2 separate regions of the Homo sapiens genome follow, and region 1 is linked to region 2. Evidence: read pairs that join two places in POLR2A ChIA-PET (ENCODE). Cell type or tissue: A673. All regions are shown on one strand. Each heading gives the region's core, and the rest is flanking DNA. Links, peaks and the distances in the headings are about the cores only.

What was found. ChIA-PET counts read pairs that join two places held together with the same protein. Peaks named below come from ENCODE experiments on the same cell type or tissue, not always from the same donor. Only the 100,000 strongest peaks of a DNase experiment are listed, where the experiment ranks them.
Region 1: POLR2A ChIA-PET joins it to region 2 with 11 read pairs; 2 of 35 experiments call an interaction of 5 or more read pairs at or near these places.

What each region holds. Positions count from the first base shown.
Region 1 is chr9:92,499,114-92,507,113 of GRCh38, forward strand. All of the region lies in intron 5 of CENPP (centromere protein P), which reads left to right. It overlaps ECM2 (extracellular matrix protein 2), which reads right to left. Exons shown (of 10, transcript NM_001393.4): 7 at 6,420-6,577; 8 at 3,400-3,539; 9 at 1,614-1,940. Among named protein-coding and RNA genes, the nearest start is that of ASPN, 21 kb to the left of the region's middle. In A673, for the core only: a CTCF peak has its summit at 3,048 (motif pointing right); a DNase peak (open chromatin) is centred at 4,238.
Region 2 is chr9:92,646,346-92,655,885 of GRCh38, forward strand. It overlaps IPPK (inositol-pentakisphosphate 2-kinase), which reads right to left. Exons shown (of 13, transcript NM_022755.6): 4 at 6,228-6,294; 5 at 3,108-3,229; 6 at 1,714-1,803. Among named protein-coding and RNA genes, the nearest start is that of IPPK, 19 kb to the right of the region's middle. In A673, for the core only: no CTCF peak of the experiment used is centred there; a DNase peak (open chromatin) is centred at 4,656; H3K27ac peaks cover 1,323 bases.

The DNA of each region.
Region 1 (8,000 bases), core at 1-8,000, 150 kb before region 2:
CAAGTGAGCAGACACAAGAGCCAGTTTGAATGGCGACCATTGTCCAGATGACTGCAATTGATTGAAACATAACTGCTTACATGAAAGCCTAAGTATATATTGATTCACCAGAAAAAGAGAGAACCCTAAAACAAAATAAAGCAAAAACATTCAGGCTCCAACTTCTTACTCCCACTGGTGGTTTAAAGGAAAGAACTGAGCTTTTTTCTTTCCTTTCAAAGTGACAAAGCAGCCCTAGTTGATGAGCAAAAAATTTTTTACAGAGGAATTCCAGCTAATGAGCATGAGAAGCATGGCAAAAATAGAAATTCATCATTTTGTTACCTCTAATGAAATAAGAATTCAAACAACATTCATCTGTGAGTGAAACCATTGGTTCAATGATGGAGGAGTAAATTTGTCTTAGGAGATACCAGGCTGTGACCACTTCAATCCAGTGATCAATTTTAGAATCAAAAAAGGTGGGACAAACATTAGACGCCTTCTGATGCAATGCAGTATGAAGCATATGGCACAACCTGTGAAGTATTTTTGCCAAAAAATTTTGAAACTGAATTTTACAAAGTCTTCCCAAACCCCCATCTCTTCCTCCAGTACCTTTAAAAACACGAACTTTTCTGTGTTTTTGTTTTGTCTTTGTAGGCATTTAGTTTATTTGGACTTTTAGAGAAGGGGAAAGACTAAGAGGCATAATTCTCAGGGACAGAACAACAAGGTTATTGTCTCCCTCACTGCCAATGATAAAGACCTTACTAACAAAATATTCTGGATTAATTCTCAAGACACTCATGCCATCTAGGCAGGAGTGATGATTCAGTATATAAGCTGAACACATGCAGAAAAATGTGTTCCCAAAAGTAGGGAAAGTGAGTCTTAATAAATGTATTCAGAAATCTGACTTCAGAAAAAACTAGATAGAAGCAGTTTTAATTTTAGCATATATTTACGTTTTATGCTTTATAGATTAGTTTTATTTATTTATACATGGAGGTAGGAGTAGTAACATAATCTATTGCTTTGAAGACTCATTTGAACCTCTCTCTAAAGTTCTAAGTGTTATATATAATAATCTGTTAATCTTTTTTTTGAGATGGAGTCTCACTCTGTCACCCAGGCTGGAGTGCAGTGGCACCATCCCGGCTCACTGCAACCTCTGCCTCCCAGGTTCAAACAATTCTCCCACCTCAGCCTCCTGAGTAGCTGGCATTACAGACACGCACCACCACGCCCTGCTAAGTTTTGTATTTTTAGTAGAAACGAGGTTTCACCATGTTGGCCAGGCTGGCCTCAGACTCTTGAACTCAGGTGATCCGCCCGCCTTGGCGTCCCAAAGTGCTGGAATTACAGGCGTGAGCCACTGCACCTGACCAAAAGATGTTTTAACTATGGAAATTTATAAACATGTGCAAAAGTAGGAAAAGCTTATAATGAATCCTCACATACCTGTCATCCACCTTTGGTAATTACTAACATTTGCCAATCTTGTTTAATCCAACCCCTTAGCACCATTTTTTTTTCCCTTAACGTAAATCCCAGAGATCATGTCATGGTTGTTTTATCATATATTTTGCCAACCAAAATTTAAACAGATACTTGAAAAAGCCAAAATTTACCGTATCTTGTTGTTGTTCAGCCTCAGAAAATGTAGTGCTTTCATTTCTTGTATCCCAGGTGGTATAGATTTTAAGTCATTGTGATCCAGAAATAATTCTCTCAGAGAATGATATGCCCCATAGAAGGAGACACGGTCCATGCCATCATCAGCAAGTTTGTTAAATGACAGGTACAAGTATTCCAGGCCTGGTTCCATGTGGCCAAACACATAGCCAGGGATCCGTTCAATCTGGTTCCCAAGGAGTACTAGGTGCAGCAAGGACTTGGGTAGATAGGACGGGACGTGATAGAGCTTGTTGTAGGAGAGATCAATGGATTCTAGATTTCTGCAGCAAAGAAAAAAGTAAACAGGGTAGGGACATCAGGATGGTGATCATCAGCTCTAAATTTTGATAAGGCCAGTCTCGATGCTGGTCCATTTTCCTATAAGCACCCAGTTTGTAGTGATGATTCCAAATAGGAACTTTTCCAGGTATAGCCAGCCCTAGTCTCTTGCACCAAGCTGCATGTCCTTACCAGGGTGCCATACTGCCTCCCAGCTATGTGAGTCCATGCGAGAGGAGCATCAAAGACTAGGAGGGAAAAACTCATATCCCTAGAGGCAATACTGAGGCCCAAAGACTAAAATATCTGTACGGTTGATGCGTTGAATCCAAAATGAAATCCCGTGAATCCCAGCATGCATCTAAATGCCTATCTGTAAAGTTGTCTCTGGTTCCAGCAAGGAAGTTTGGTTTGTTTTGGCTTGTTTTGGTTCCCCTTCCCCTACATTTTCATTCCACATTTGATTTGATGACCTGGCACACCTGGGACTTGAGGCGAGCCTGAGGGAATCTAGAAAATGCTGTTAATCATCTAGAAGATCTGGGGAACGTGGTGAACTCACTGGCTTGTTTCAGGAACCCCACCTGAGTCTCCTAAGGCTTCTGCCCCACGCCCTCTTTTCACCTGATGAAGACTTCTCTGCCTACAGTGGGCTCAGTGCCACATGCTGCTGAGCCCAATTGGCCTCTCCATCCTGCTTCTGAATGACACGTGTCCCAGGCTGTGCTACTTAGGCACATAGTTCCAGGACACGCAATCCCAGATCCCAGTTGTCTGCTGGATTTGCTGCAGGGCTTGCTTCTGACTCCCTCCCCCTTCACTGAAAGCTATAGCCAGAGGCTGCTGATTCTTGTCCAGGAAGACAGAGTCTACTTTTGGCCTGCACTGTTAGGCCAAGCATTCTTCAGTCTATTTTGTAAGAGTTGAGGTGAAGAAATAGTTTGGAGAAAAGAAGGCTGTGTAGTGTAGGAGAACAGGCCTGGGCTCTGGAGCCTGGTGCTTCCACCTAATGATGATGAGGAGAAGGAGTATGGCAGATTTCTTTCTCACTGTGTGCAGGGGAATAATCCTTCATTCAAACCTCCTGACAACCTGTGAGGTAGACAGAGCTAGAGTGGCATTTGACCACTAGTGGGCAGACCTCGAAGTCAGACAGCTGGGGCTCAGTTCTTGCTAGCTCAGCACTTGGCATATGATAGGGTGTCCAGTATGCAGTATGGTGACAACAACAGTAGTTACTGCAATAATCCTAACACCAGTCATGCAGCGCACAGGTTGGAAACTGCATGAAGTAGCCCACTTTGGGGATAGGGTAAGGGTTCACTAAGAAACGATTCTGTCTCCGAGCCCTTCAGTATCGTCACCTCCCTCACTTATCCCATTCCCAGTTTCCATACTCTGTTTAATAATAGCGAGAGGAAGAAATAGTTCAATAAAATTTAAATTGTAGCATGTACTTACTCTTGATTTATCCAGGCTAAAGGAGCAATCCTATTTTCTTCAATTTTGTTATAACGTAGTACAATGACATTGATCTTTCTGGTATGATTGAAACAAATTTCAGTTATTTCTTCAATTTGGTTATTTTCTAGGTATAATTCCTATAATTAAGAGAGAAGACTATTATTTTTCTTTTGTGTTAGTTGATACGTTCAATTTCATGGAGACTAAAATAGTGACATAGACTATTATCATTAGTATTATCTAAAGAGTCTTACTGCTCTTTCAAGTAAGCTCATATTTTTAAGTTGTCTTTTTTTTTTTTTTTTTTTTTGAGACAGGGTCTCACTTTGTTACGCAGGATGGAGTGCAGTGGCACAAACATGGCTCACTGCAGCCTTGACCTCCCAGGCTCAAGTGATCCTACCACCTCAGTCCCACAAGTGACTGAGACTACAGGTATGCGCCATGAAGCCTGGCTAATTTTTGTATTTTTTGTAGAGACAGGGTCTCACCATGTTGCTCAGGCTGGTCTCGAACTCCTAAGCTCAAGTGATCTACCCGCCTCGGCCTCCCAAAGTGCTGGAATTACAGGAAAGTTGTCAAATTTTATAACTAATTAGTAAAATAAAACACACTGCCATGGTTATGGAATCAAATGAATTTTATTTAAAATGTATTAGCTATAATATGTTGCAAGAAATGGCATACCAAAATAATTATACAAGGCTCTCTATTTTATAAAACTTATTCACATAAATTATCTCATTTGGGCTTAAAAACTCTGAAAAGTAGACAGATATTTTAATCTCTACTTACCAGTGGAGTTAAGTTGGGCCTGGAGAGACAGGGAAGCCCACCCGTGGTTACATGACTAATGCTGAGAGGGGCTTGTCCTAGCCGAGCCTCCAGCTCCCAGGCTGCCTGTTTCCTACTATTTCATGTGGTCTATAATATTTTAGGCTCATGTTTTTAGATTTGCTTTTGTTATAATTAATTAAAGTTAATTAACAGCCTTAATTTACAACCAAGGAGAAGTTTTCTAGAACTGTTAATAAGTTTTTAATAGCTAGCTGCCTTCAAGTTAAGTTTAGTTGGCATTAGAGGGAGTTTTTCACTAAAGGATCTGCATTATAAAAATTCTCCTTGTTCTCTTGTTAGAATTCAGAGGTAAAACTGGCATATATCTTTAGTGTCACCTTCTATTCCACCTGTGAGAATTTCCCTCTTTGTTAATTTTGGTATTTGTTAGAAATTAGTAAAACAATTTTCAACTTTTTGCTTTTACCTGCATATGTATTTAGGAGGTGAGCTAGATCAGTAAGAGACTAGTCAAATAAATCCTGGCACACCTGTCCATATGTTGAAAACTCTGCAGCTGTAGGAAAGAATGACATGAGACAGCCTTGAGGCTGCATGGTTAAGTGAGGCAGGTGTACAGCAGTGGCTTTAGAAGGATTTGTAGTATGTGCCACGCATTTGTGCGCTTGTATGCCCAGTGCTTTCCAGACTGGTAGGAGTGGATCCCTCTGGAGAGAGAGAAGTCAGTATGGGAAGCTCAGGCTCACAGTGGGGCAGATTGCTCTTTTGTATTATCCTCATTGTGTATGTATGTGTTTTAACATGTGTATGCATTATCTATTTAAATTTTAATTTTTTAATTATTCATTTCTGGCCCTGTCCCACAAAGAATCTGACTTAGCATATCTGGGGTAGGTCCAAGAGTCTGTATTTCTTAAGAACCCAGGAGATTCTGATGGAAAGCCAGCCTACTGATAAATGTCAGTGTTACATAACTCTGTCACTTAATCTGGAAATAGGAAGAAGAGGAAGGGTGGTAGCCATGACAGCCACATAAGATCACAATAGATGACCCTCTTTTCTGGCTTGCTGGGGCTGCAGCCGGAGAATGCTCCATCCTGACTTCTGGCTGGATGATCATGTGGTCTAGGAGAAACGGAGCTTAGTAAGGAAACCTGGGTTCCCACGGGGTCTGCCAGTATGTATAGACTCTCTGGACCTCAGTGTTCTTTTTGGCAGGCAGGGTGGGGTGTGGTTTGTAGAGACAGGGTCTCTCTGTGTTGCCCAGGCTGGAGTGTAGTGGTACGATCCTAGCTTACTGCAGCCTCAAACTCCTGGGCTCAAGTGATCCTCCACCTCAGCCTCCTGAGCAGCTACGACTACAGGTGTGCACCACCATGACTGGCTATTTTTTTTTAATATATCTTTTAGAGACAAGGTCTCACTATGTTGCCCAGGCTACTCTCAAACTCCTGGCCTCAAGCCATCTTCCTGCCTCAGCCTCCCAGAGTGCTGGGATTACTGGCGTGAGCCACTGCACGGTCCACCTCAGTGTTTTTAACGCAGGAAATGAGGGGTGTTGACATTCATCAGCCAAAGACCCCCAGGAGCACATCCTGCAGCAAGGAGACCACACATCTGGGGACCTGTGGGGCATCTCTAGAGGATAATGAAGCAAGGCTGGGGTTTGGGGCCTGGAGTTAGTCACAGGACAGTTTTGGTAGGAACTGGGTGAAAACTTGTAAGCTACAGAGTTGCTGAAACAGTCAGAGGCCTTCTTTGTACAACACTTGTATCCATGCAAGTTACTGTTAGGTCAGAGTGTCTGTGGTTTTGCCTGGAATTTGTGAGTGGACACTCTGTTACGGTTAATACCTGTTTGAGCTTCTGTGATAAGCGTCACATTTCTAGATTGGGGCAGTTTACACTGTCTTGAGAGTCAGAGTACCTCATGGAAGTTGTGGTTTCATTTAAATTCTCAATTCATTTCTCCCATTTCCCCCAAGAGCTATCAGAAGTACCATTTTTCACTGTATCAGGTGTCTCTACTAGTAATTATAATTTCGATTCAGAATTTTGTATTGCTTGAAGAAAAAACAATGCTTAAATTACAGGAAATTCTGTATACAGCATGAAACTAGAGTTTAATTTACATCACAATAGTCTTAAAATATATTTTGTTGTAGTGTACCATATTTCAAATATAATACATTTAAAACACTAAAAAAATATATTGTTACCTCAATAGAACCAGGAAGACCCTGCGGTATAATTCTAAATTTATTTTTTCCCAGACGCAAGTAGGCTAGGCTCTTCAAAGGTTTGAAAGCTAAAGGATTGACATTGGCTTCACTGAGATTGTTTCCTTCCAATTCTAAGGTGACCAACTGATTTAAGTCTATAAAAAATAAAAGTATTAGAATATTAGGATAATTGAAAAACCATGCAAATTTTTGTAGCCTTTTGAAATGTCATGTGAAATGGCCGGTTTATTTGGAGGGCAAATACAGTTTTTTTTAAACCTTTGTATCCTCCTATAAAACCTTTTCTTAAGTACTTTGTACATCCCAGATGCTCAATTCAACCAGAACTAAATGCATGGTCCAGTAGTGAGGCAGACCTGAAAAAAATCATTGAAATGCTAGGTGCTAACAATATGTGTAAGGAACAGAAGCAAGAGAGAAGAGAGGGAGGGAGATAGGAAAGAGAGGCAGAGGAGTTTCCATAGAAATTGTGGTGGCTGAACAGGGATTTGGAATTCAGGTAGGAAAGGAATAGAAAGTTGTGGACAGTCATTGGAAACATTGCAAAGACATAGATGTATGAAGTGGCAGCATAATAGGCAATGGGGTGGGTAGAAGTTTAATGCAATGAATGATTTCTTTTTCTAGGACACAGAAAAGAACACTTTCCCTGGCTCACCCTCAGTCTCTGAACAAGGGAGTCAGAAGTAAACCAGAACAGTGAATTCCCATCATAGTTACTCACTTGTTGGCACAGAGTGCAGCCAAATGGAAGCTTTGAAAGAATGATGATCAAAAATTCTCCATGCATTCAGATTGAACTAGCAAGAAAGGCCTTTATACAAACAAATTTTTTCTACTTTGTTTCTACTAGTCTCAGGAGTGGTATGATCCAGGTCAAATGGAAGTTCTGTGCTGCAAAATGGACAGCTCAGCAATGATAATACCCAAAGGCATCTGAGTCAGAGGCTCAGGGTGTGGCCAAAATTCCCAGATTAGGGGATGTTTTCTATTCAACCCCCTTCATGGGCATTGCACCGAATGCCATGTGGGACTCCGTTCTGCTCTTAGGCAACAGCAAAGACGGTTGCATCAGGAATAGAAATAATAAATGCTGGAAGATTAAAAGAAGAAAAAGCAGTGTAGATGTGAGTGGTATGAAAGTGCCAGGCTCCTACAGACAGAAAGATTTAGATAGAAGTAGGAGGAACTTCCAAGCTGAAATAGCCAGCTGAGCACATGTAGGTGAAAGACCATGTGGGTTTGCTCAGGGAGAGAGGAGACTAGCCCTGGAGTGGCTGTGCACAGTGGAGTGAAGGTTGGTGCTCAGAGAGAAGTACACTGGGAGGGCCTTTTTTTACATTTTTTAAATTTTATTTTATTTTATTTAGAGACAGAGTCTTGCTCTGTCACCCAGGCTGGAGTGCAATAGCGTGGTCTTGGCTCACTGCAACCTCCGCCTCCCGGGTTCAAGCAATTCTCCTGCCTCAGCCTCCCGAGTATCTGGCATTGCAGGCCCCCACCACCACACTCAGCTAATTCTGGGAGGGCCTTTGCACCCTGGACAACAACGTCTGG
Region 2 (9,540 bases), core at 853-8,852:
TCTTGAGGAAGAACCTTATGTTAAACCACAAAACAAGTCTCAATACATTTTAAGAGTGAAATCATGCAAACAATGTTCTCCAAATACAGTGGAATGAAACTAGAAATCAGTAACAAAAGAAAATTTGACTCACAAATGTGTAAAAAGTAAACACTCCTAATTATCAGTTCGTCAAAGAAGAAAGCAAAAGAGAAATCAGAGAATGAATTAAGATAAAATGAAAACACAACATACCAAAATGTATGGGATGAAGAGAAAGCAGTTACTTAAAGATTTATTAGAAGAATGATCTTAAATGAATAACCTAACTTTCTACAATAAAAAGCTAGAGGCCGGGCACGGTGGCTCACACCTGTAATCCCAGCACTTTGGGAGGCCGAGGCAGGTGGATCACGAGGTCAGGAGATTGAAACCATCCTGACTAACATGGTGAAACCCCGTCTCTACTAAAAATACAAAAAATTAGCCAGGCATGATGGCGGGCGCCTATAGTCCCAGCTACTCACTGCACTCCAGCCTGGGTGCAGAACGAGACTCCGTCTCAAAAAAAATAAAAAAATAAAATTAGAAAAAGAATAACACACTAAGCCCAATCCAAGCACAGGGAAGGAAACAGTAAAGATTAAAGTGAAGACAAATGAAATAGAAAATGGGGGAGAGGGGAGCAGAAAACTGAATAAAACCAAAAGTTGTTTCTTTGAAAGATCAACAAATATGACACAATCCTGTGGCTAGACCAAGGAAAAAGAGACAGAAACCAAATTACTAAAGTCAGATATGAAAGAAGGGGACACTACTACTGACCTGTATGCCATCACATTAGATGAAAATGGACAAATTCCTAGTAACACACAACTACCAAAAAAACCCACTCAGGAAATAAGAGAATCTCAACAGATTGGTAACAAGAGACTGAATCAGTAATCAAAAATCTTCTAACAAAGAAAATCCCAGGACCAAATGCCTTCACTAGTGAATTCTACCAAACATTTCAAGAAGAATCAATACCAATACTGAAACTCCTTCAAAAAACTGGAGAGTGAAAAGAAAATAATTCCTAACTCATTCCATGAAGCCAGTTATTACACTAGTACCAAAGCCAGACACCACTAGAAAACTACACACCAACATCCCTTATGATTCAAAAACCCTCAACAAAAAACTAGCAAACTGAATTCAGCAGCATATAAAAGTATTATACACCATGAGCAACTGGGATTTATCCCAGAAATGCAAGGTTGGTCCAACATGCGAAAATCATGTAATATACCATATTCATAGAAAGAGGAAGACACCTTGCTTTGAAGTGATAAAAATGTCAGCAACTAGATAGAAGTGGTGATTGTACAACCTTGTGAAGAGACTAAAACTGAATTATATATTTAAAAGAGTGAATCTGGTGAACACGGGCCGGGCGCAGTGGCTCACACCAGCACTTTGGGAGGCCAAGGCAGGTGGACTGCATGAGTCCAGGAGGTGGAGGCTGCAGTGAGTATGATTGCATCACTGCACTCCAGCCTGACAGGGTGACAGAGACCCTGTCTCTAAATTTAAAAAATAAAAAAGTTGAACATGAATCACTTTGTGAAATAAAATGTCAACTAAAAATATCCATATTTTCTTTTACTCTTCTGAAAACTGTGTGTGTCCATGCCTCAGCCCAGATCCCCAGCGTGCAGCTAGAGTAGCCCACAGCTGGGCATTGGCTCTCACCTTGAGGTGCTGGTGCATGCAGTATCGACAGACCTTATGCTTCATCTCATGCGTGACATCACTCGAGAAAGGAATAAACCCACATTTTGGCTGTAAAATAAACAAATAAGGAGGAAAAATATTTAGGAAGAAATCACATACCTCTAAATAGACATATCACTGACTACAAGATAATGAGTGCAGCAAGATAATTAGGCATAAATGGCCCCAGAAGCTGTTTTCATTTGCACCTCCCAGCGGGAACAACACTTCCTGCATCAGATCACACAAACATCTCCGCTAGAGGACCCACGGCCGGAACTCTCACTGGGGAGGGTCAGTGGTGCCTCTGCACTAGCTCAACACAAGCACAACACACAATAGCTTCATGCTTTCATTCAAGAATGTGACTGCAAGCCTCTAGTAGTAGAGATGGACCCAGGACTCCCAGCTCCAAGAATCGGAACCATTGTTCCCACTGACACTAGCACATGGCCCGACAGAGGCCCATCTGATAGTTGCTAGGCTCCCAGAAGGTCAAGGAAGCCCCAGTGCCCTCTAAAAGCTGCAGCCTCTGAGCATACACCACACGCAGGCCTGTGCTGAGCCTCGGGCACTGGAGATGGTGGCTGGGGAAGCAGAACATCCACCCACAAGTGAGGAGGATCAGGAGGCATGAGCTCAGGCCAGGAGTGTGACCCAGAAATTGCTGCCTTAGAGTTGGAGGAGGGGAACAAAGGCCAGGGCATGTGAGGCAGCTTCCTGAGGGACCCTGACAGCCACCCCCGACATGGGAAGCAGAGAGCTGAAGCAAGGGGGGCCCTGGCCCATCCAGCCCCCACTGCCTGGCACCAGAGAAATTCAGGACTCCTGGCCATGACACACCAGTGCCTCTGAGGGTCACACTGGCCTTTGTGCCTCCAGGAAAATTCGTCCTGAGCAGGACAAAGAGAGCTCCCCAGTCTACAGGGCAACCTGCAGATGGGGCTCCTGCAGCACAGCAAACAGCAGCCAAGCACCAAGCAGGCATGGCCAGCAGGGAGGGGCACAGAGGAAGAACCCAGAGGACCCTGGCAAGCTGTGCCCTCTGAGGAAAACGGGTCAGGGGGACCCAACGCGCTTCCCTCTGGTGACCCTCAACCAGGGCTTGTTTTAGCCCAGGCATGCAGGGTGGGTGGGGTCTTCTATCATGAGCTACCAGGAATGAGCCTAAACCTGGGATCTGGGAGCCATGGCAGGAACCAGAACGCAGGTGGGGGCTGTGGAAGGACAGAAACAAGTGGAGTTTCCAGGAGCCAAGGGTGCCTACCACTCACTTCAGTGGGAACTGGAACCCAAGGCACGTGACTCTTGGACTTACTACCCAAGACTGACCTTTCCCCTTTACCCACACCATCTGCCCCTCGACAGGTCACCTTAATCTCTACACACAGAATCGGCCGGTGCTCTGCAAAGCGGTAGGTTTGGAGTCTGGTTAAATTAGGAAGGCACATAGCGTAACCACTGAGAGTATCCAGGTCCTTGTCACAGCGAGACTCTGGAAAACAGAGCAAGGGTCACACAGAGCAAGGTCAGTGAGAGAGATGAGATGATCCCTGCCCAAAACAGGCCCCGCCTTGTCCCTGGTTCCAGGGGGCATCTCTGTACCTGATGAAAACCTCATGTCTCCCTGGGGATTGTGGGACACACACAGTAACAACGTGGTTTAGGCCAGGTGAGGTGGCTCACACCTGTTATCCCAGCACTTTGGGAGGCCAAGGCAGGTGGATCATGAGGTCAGGAGTTCGAGACTAGCCTGGCCAACATAGTGAAACCCCGTCTCTACTAAAAATACAAAAATTAGCCAGGCATGGTGGCACGTGCCTACAGTCCCAGCTACTCGGGAGGCTGAAGCAGGAGAATTGCTTGAACCCTAGAGACGGAGGTTGTGGTGAGCCGAGATCGTGCTACTGCACTCCAGCCTGGGCAACAGAGCAAGACTCTGTCTCAAAAAAAAAAAAAAAAAGGCGGGCACGGTGGCTCACACCTGTAATCCCAGCACTTTGGGAGGCCTAAGTGGGCAGATCATGAGGTCAAGAGATCAAGACCATCTTGGCCAACATGGTGAAACCCCATCTCTACTAAAAATACAAAAAATTAGCTGGGCGTGGTGGCATGCACCTGTAATCCCAGCTACTCGGGAGGCGTAGGCAGGAGAATTGCTTGAACCAGAGAGGCAGAGGAGGTTGCAGTGAGCCCAGATTGTGCGCCACTGCACTACCGCCTGGCGAAGGAGCAAGACTCCATCTCAAAAAAAAAAACAAAAACAAAAACAAAAAATAACTTGGTTTATGTAGGGGGTAGCTTCACGCCTTATGGTATCGGCTCAAACTCTGGAGAGGCTGGAGACTGCAGTCAGCCACACCGATGGTCAGCCATGTCGATGTGCCTGAGCCCCAGTGAAAACTCTGGACAACAATGCCTGGTGAGCTTCCTGGTGGGCACACTCCATATGGGAGAGTGAATACTGCCCACACCACCCCTGAGGAGAGGACCCAGAAGCTCATGCCAGGTCTCTCCTGGACCCCACCCCTGCACCTCTCCCCTTGGCTGGTCCCATCTTTATCCTTTTCCTGCAATAAAACATAACCATAAGTAAAACAGTGAGTTATGTTGGTCCTTCTAGCGTATTATCAATCCTGAGGGTGGTCTTGGGGATGGTCCCCTAATTCCACAACACCCTTAGCCCAGGAACTTGAAGAGGAGGGGGCTGCAGGCTCTACCTTCTCTCACATCTAGGCCCTTCCCAGTCCCCAGTGCACCAATATTTCCCCAGCACCAGATCTGCTGGAACCCGTGGTGTGGACAGAACCAAACAAGCCTGGGCTCCAGGCACCCCAGGGACAGGCTTTCCTCCTTTAACATAATGAGCCTTACTCCAAGTCTGGTTTTTATCACTGTGGTGTGATAAACCTCCCACGGTTGTTATGAAATGGCAGGCTGAGCAGCAGAGCAGTTGCAGACAGCACCCTGGAGCCGGGCTCAGACTGCATTCACCGAGAGGAAGAACTGGAGCCTAGCCACTGTCCTGTGGCGTTCCCGCCTCCCCAGCCTTTCCTGCAGTGTGAAGCCCATTCCTCCCTGCCCCAGCCAGAGACTGCAGACCCAGAGAATGGTTTGCTTTCATTTTCCAAATCAAATCAGGAAAAAATTTTATACTGGCTAATTCCACACCCTCATTGCCTGGCTGTGCTCCGGGCAGAGGCATTTCCACCCTCAACTCACGAAATTTATCTCTTTGATCACTGACTGAAAAAAAAGGTTTGACCTGATTCCTGTCATAAGGCCACCAGCAAGTGCAGAAAAGGGAGTGGGTGGGGATGGAGGAGAAAGGGAGAGGCGAAGGGATGGGAGGGGATTGGGGAAGGACAACATGAGGATGGGGAAGGTGATGCCACAGAAGGCCCTTGGATTCCCTGTTCCTCAGAAGGACACAGACCTAGCCTAGACTCCGGTTGGGGACAGCTCCCTGGGCTGCAGACCCTCCTGGGCCAGGCCCTCCCTCCTGAAGCTCAGGTCACCTCAGTTTCCTTTTGCCTCTCCCAGGCCTCTGGGAACCCTTCCCGTTCCTAAGTCTGCCCCAGACCCTCCACCTCCAGCTCCTCCCTCATGTTGTTTTCTGTGGTATTAATTTGTTCTTTTTTGTTCGTTTGTTTGAGACGGAGTCTCACTCTGTCACCTGGGGTTGGAGTACAGTGGCGTGATCTCAGCTAACTGAAATCTCTGCCTCCCGGGTTCCAGCGATTCTCCTGCCTCAACTTCCCAAGTAGCTGGGATTACAGGTGCCCGCCACTACGCCCAGCTAATTTTTGTACATATATATATTTTGTTTGTTTGTTTGTTTTAGTAGAGAAGGTGTTTCACCATGTTGGTCACGCTGGTCTCGAACTCCTGACCTCAGGTGACCTGCCTGCCTCAGCTTCCCAAAGTGCTGGGATTACAGGCGAGAGCCACCGCACCTGCCTTTACTGGTTCTTCATCACATATTCTGTGCAGTGCTGTGGTTTTCTGATACAGAGAATTGTATCCATGAGCTCCCAGGATTTCTATCCCTGATAATGAAGTTTCTGGCAAAAGAATTACTGAAAACTGGCTGGGCACGGTGGCTCACGCCTATAATCCCAGCACTTTGGGAGGCCGAGGTGGGTGGATCACGAGGTCAGGAGATCAAGACCATCCTGGCTAACACGGTGAAACCCCATCTCTATTAAAAATACAAAAAAGTAGCCGAGCATGGTGGTAGGCGCCTGTAGTCCCAGCTACTCGGGAGGCTGAGGCAGAAGAATGGTGTGAACCCGGGAGGTGGAGCTTGCAGTGAGCCGAGATCGCACCACTGCACTCCTGCCTGGGCGACAGAGTGAGACTCCGTCTCAAAAAAAAAAAAAAAAAAAGGATTACTGAAAAATGCATATACCTAACATGGGTAATCATTTCAAACACTTTTCAAATGGAATATTTTAAATTACAAACAATATCTGTAAGTTAAACACCCTTACCTGGTCTTTCAGATTGTATCTTTAAACAAAGCTGTTTCACAAACTCTAAAGGTAGCTGAACGACCTCCTGTAAGAAAATACATGAAATTCTCAGTGTGAATTGCACAATGACATGAACACAATGCCACAGAACTGCATGCCTAAAAACAGTTGAGCTGTTGGTTTTTATGTTATGTGTAATTTATAATATTTTTTAAAGTTTATTGCTTAAAAAAAAATCAGTGTGTGGATTTTGGGAATAAAAGCTGCTCTATTATTTTCAGGACATGTCCAGGTTAAATAGAGACACCAACATTTCACTGCAATCAGGGTGGCCAGCTCTCAGAATGGCTGGGCCCACGGTGGTGACCAGCCTCAAAGCCAGCTTCTCTCGCCACAAAGCACCCCTTCCGAGCCCCCTTCTGGTCTCTACAGCATTTATGGACCCAGAGCAGTTCTTAGACCACATGGAAGACCCTTACTGACCACTCAGACAACCTGAGAACCTCACGCTTCCACCTGAGGAGCAGGTCAGCATCTGAAGAATCACTTGTCTCAGGAAGATGGCCTGTGCCTCCTCAGCCCTGAAGGACGTGGTATAACCAATGCCCAGCACTGCCCTCCACATGGCTCTTCTGTGCAGTTTCCCAAATGAAAGGTTTTTATTTAAGCCACATTGCTTACCATCTTCCCTGTCCTCTCGTGTTTCTAGGGTGGCAGAATTGTGACTTCTGAAAAAGTCCCAAACGGACACAGGAGATCTGCTAGGCTAAGAATGCTGGGATCCTGCCCACAGAGATCATGCCTTCCCCACCCTGCGCCGTCACATCCATGCCCCTCCACCACCACCCCTGTCCATTCCCAGTCGGCTGTGCCAGTTTCACTTCTGATTTGTCATTTACCTAAACATGCTATAAATTAACAAAATATGACTTACTATAAACTTAGTACAGAATTAGGTAAGGTGACACAATGGACAAGAGTGGGGAATGTAAACATTCGAAAATTTGTAAATTGAAGCCAAGAGCGTTGGCTCATGCCTGTAATTCCAGCACTTTGGGAGGCCGAGGCTGGTGGATCACAAGGTCAGGATTTCAAGACCAGCCTGACCAACATGGTGAAACCCCGTCTCTACTAAAAATACAAAATTAGCCGGGTGTGGTGGCGCACGCCTGTAGTCCCAGCTACTCAGGAAGCTGAGGCAGGAGAATTGCTTGAACCTGGGAGGCAGAGGTTGCAGTGAGCTGAGATCACGCCACTCCAGCCTGGGCGACAGAGCGAGAATTTGTCTCAAAAACAAAAACAACAAAAAAAGAAAATTCGTAAATTAGATCATCTCAAGAAGTCCAAGTACTGGCTCCACTCCAAAGAAAGCAAAAGCACAAAAGGCACGCATGCCGACTCTGGATGCCTCGCGTGTGAGAACCATCGCCCAAAACCACACAAGGCCGTCACTCTGCCTTGGCCCCCACCCCACAGCACATATGGCTGGGAGACACAGCAGCTACGCAGGTCTCAGGTCCACATACAGGGCAACGACCCTCCACACCGCTGTCTGCCCATGCATGGCCTGAACTCACAGTCACCCAGGTGAAAAGCAGACCTCGGTGGTTTATTTCCAACAGCTGTAAATCACTGATTTTATAATATGCATATCTGTGTTTAAAGTCAAAATAAAACGCTGGCCTGGAGCAGTGGTTCACACCTATAATCCCAGCACTTTAGGAGGACAAGGCGGGCTGATCACTTGAGCCCAAGAGTTCGAGACCAGCCTGCCCAACATGGTGAAACCCCATTTCCACAAGAAAAACTAAAATTAGCTGGGTGCGGTGGTGCGCACCAGTAGTCCCAGCTACTTGGGGGTGGGTGTGAGGCAGGATGATCACTTGAGTCTGGGAGGTTGAGGCTGCAGTGAGCCATGATCGCACCACTGCACTCCAGCCTGGGTGACAGAGCAAGATAAAAAACAAAAACAAACAAATACTGACAGTAAGCATCCTCTTAAAAGTCCAACTACATTGGCGAGTGTGGACCACGCCACCATCCAATCACGTGAGGACGCACCAACCAGCTCTTGCACAAGGTATTCACCTAAGAGGACCAGAGGGAAAGCCCACAGAAATCCCATCCTGGAGCTGTCCCCTGGAATCCCACAGAGCTCCCTGTAACCTGGGAGCTGAGATGTGGGAGGACCTCCAGGCATCACCCTCTAAATGGCAAAGGGACAACTGCTCAGAAGGACAAAGAGCCGCCAGCCTGGCTGTCCCTTCACTCATGTCCCCAGCCTGAAAACTGGGCCACGGCACAGAACTGTCAGCATGCGAGGTTCCAACGGAGCTGAGGCTGGCGCCAGAGAGCGTCCAACCTCACCAGGATTTGGCCCACAGCAGCGAGGTGGAACTCCTGAGCCTTCAGGTTCCTCCAGTATGTAAGGAGCAACAGTGGAAGAACAAGGCAAGCAGCTTCTGCCCCTTCCCCATTTCCTAAACTCTCCAGCTCCCACACCCAGCACTGGAGACAGGCCCAGACCAGCGCCACACCCACCGGGCAGGGCTGGGAGCCAGGGTGTGGCTGTCCCTGGCTCTGTCTCACGGTCTCATCACAGGGCTGGTTGTATCTTGCCCCACAACAAACAGGAGGGAAACTACGCTTTGCCTAACTCACCGACACATCTGTTCTTCCCTCACGTGGCCCTGTGTGGCCCTGCAGATGCAGCGACCCTGAGGGGTGCATCGTCAGCCTGGAATGGGCTCTGCACCTACTTTCCCACTGCGCCAGAGCCCAGCGGCGTCCTACTGGGACACGCTCACCTGCAGGGCAAGCAAGCTCTGCTTCACTTTGTCGGTATCTTAAGGCAGAGGAAATGCGCTCACAGGCGGCCTTGTGGGTTGAGCCCTGTTTGCTGTGGGTTCATTACTGTGACCCTTCCCACTGAGGACAAACCTGGAGCCAGACTGCTCATTGCTGGAAATGCTCCCCTATCCTGTCCCCTCAGAGCAGTCCCTAACGCTCACCCCACCAGGTTGCCAATGGGACCTCGAGTCTAATCCCATGCCCCTGGCCAACAAGGGCCATCACCACACGAGTCCTCCTGCCACAGAGGATTCTGGTGGATCTTGCCTCCAAGAATGTTCCTTCCTCAAGGAGAAAACTTGTCACGGCACAGAGCCATCTAAGGGATATGCCCTAGGGAAAAAACTGCATGAATCTTCCTAACAGGGGAACTGTGACCCCCAAACACTCCCAACATCACAACAGTGCAGTGAACAGGCTAGAGGCAAGTCAACACCCACAGCAGCTGCAGAAGGGTGGGACCCAGGGGCCTGTCCAGGTC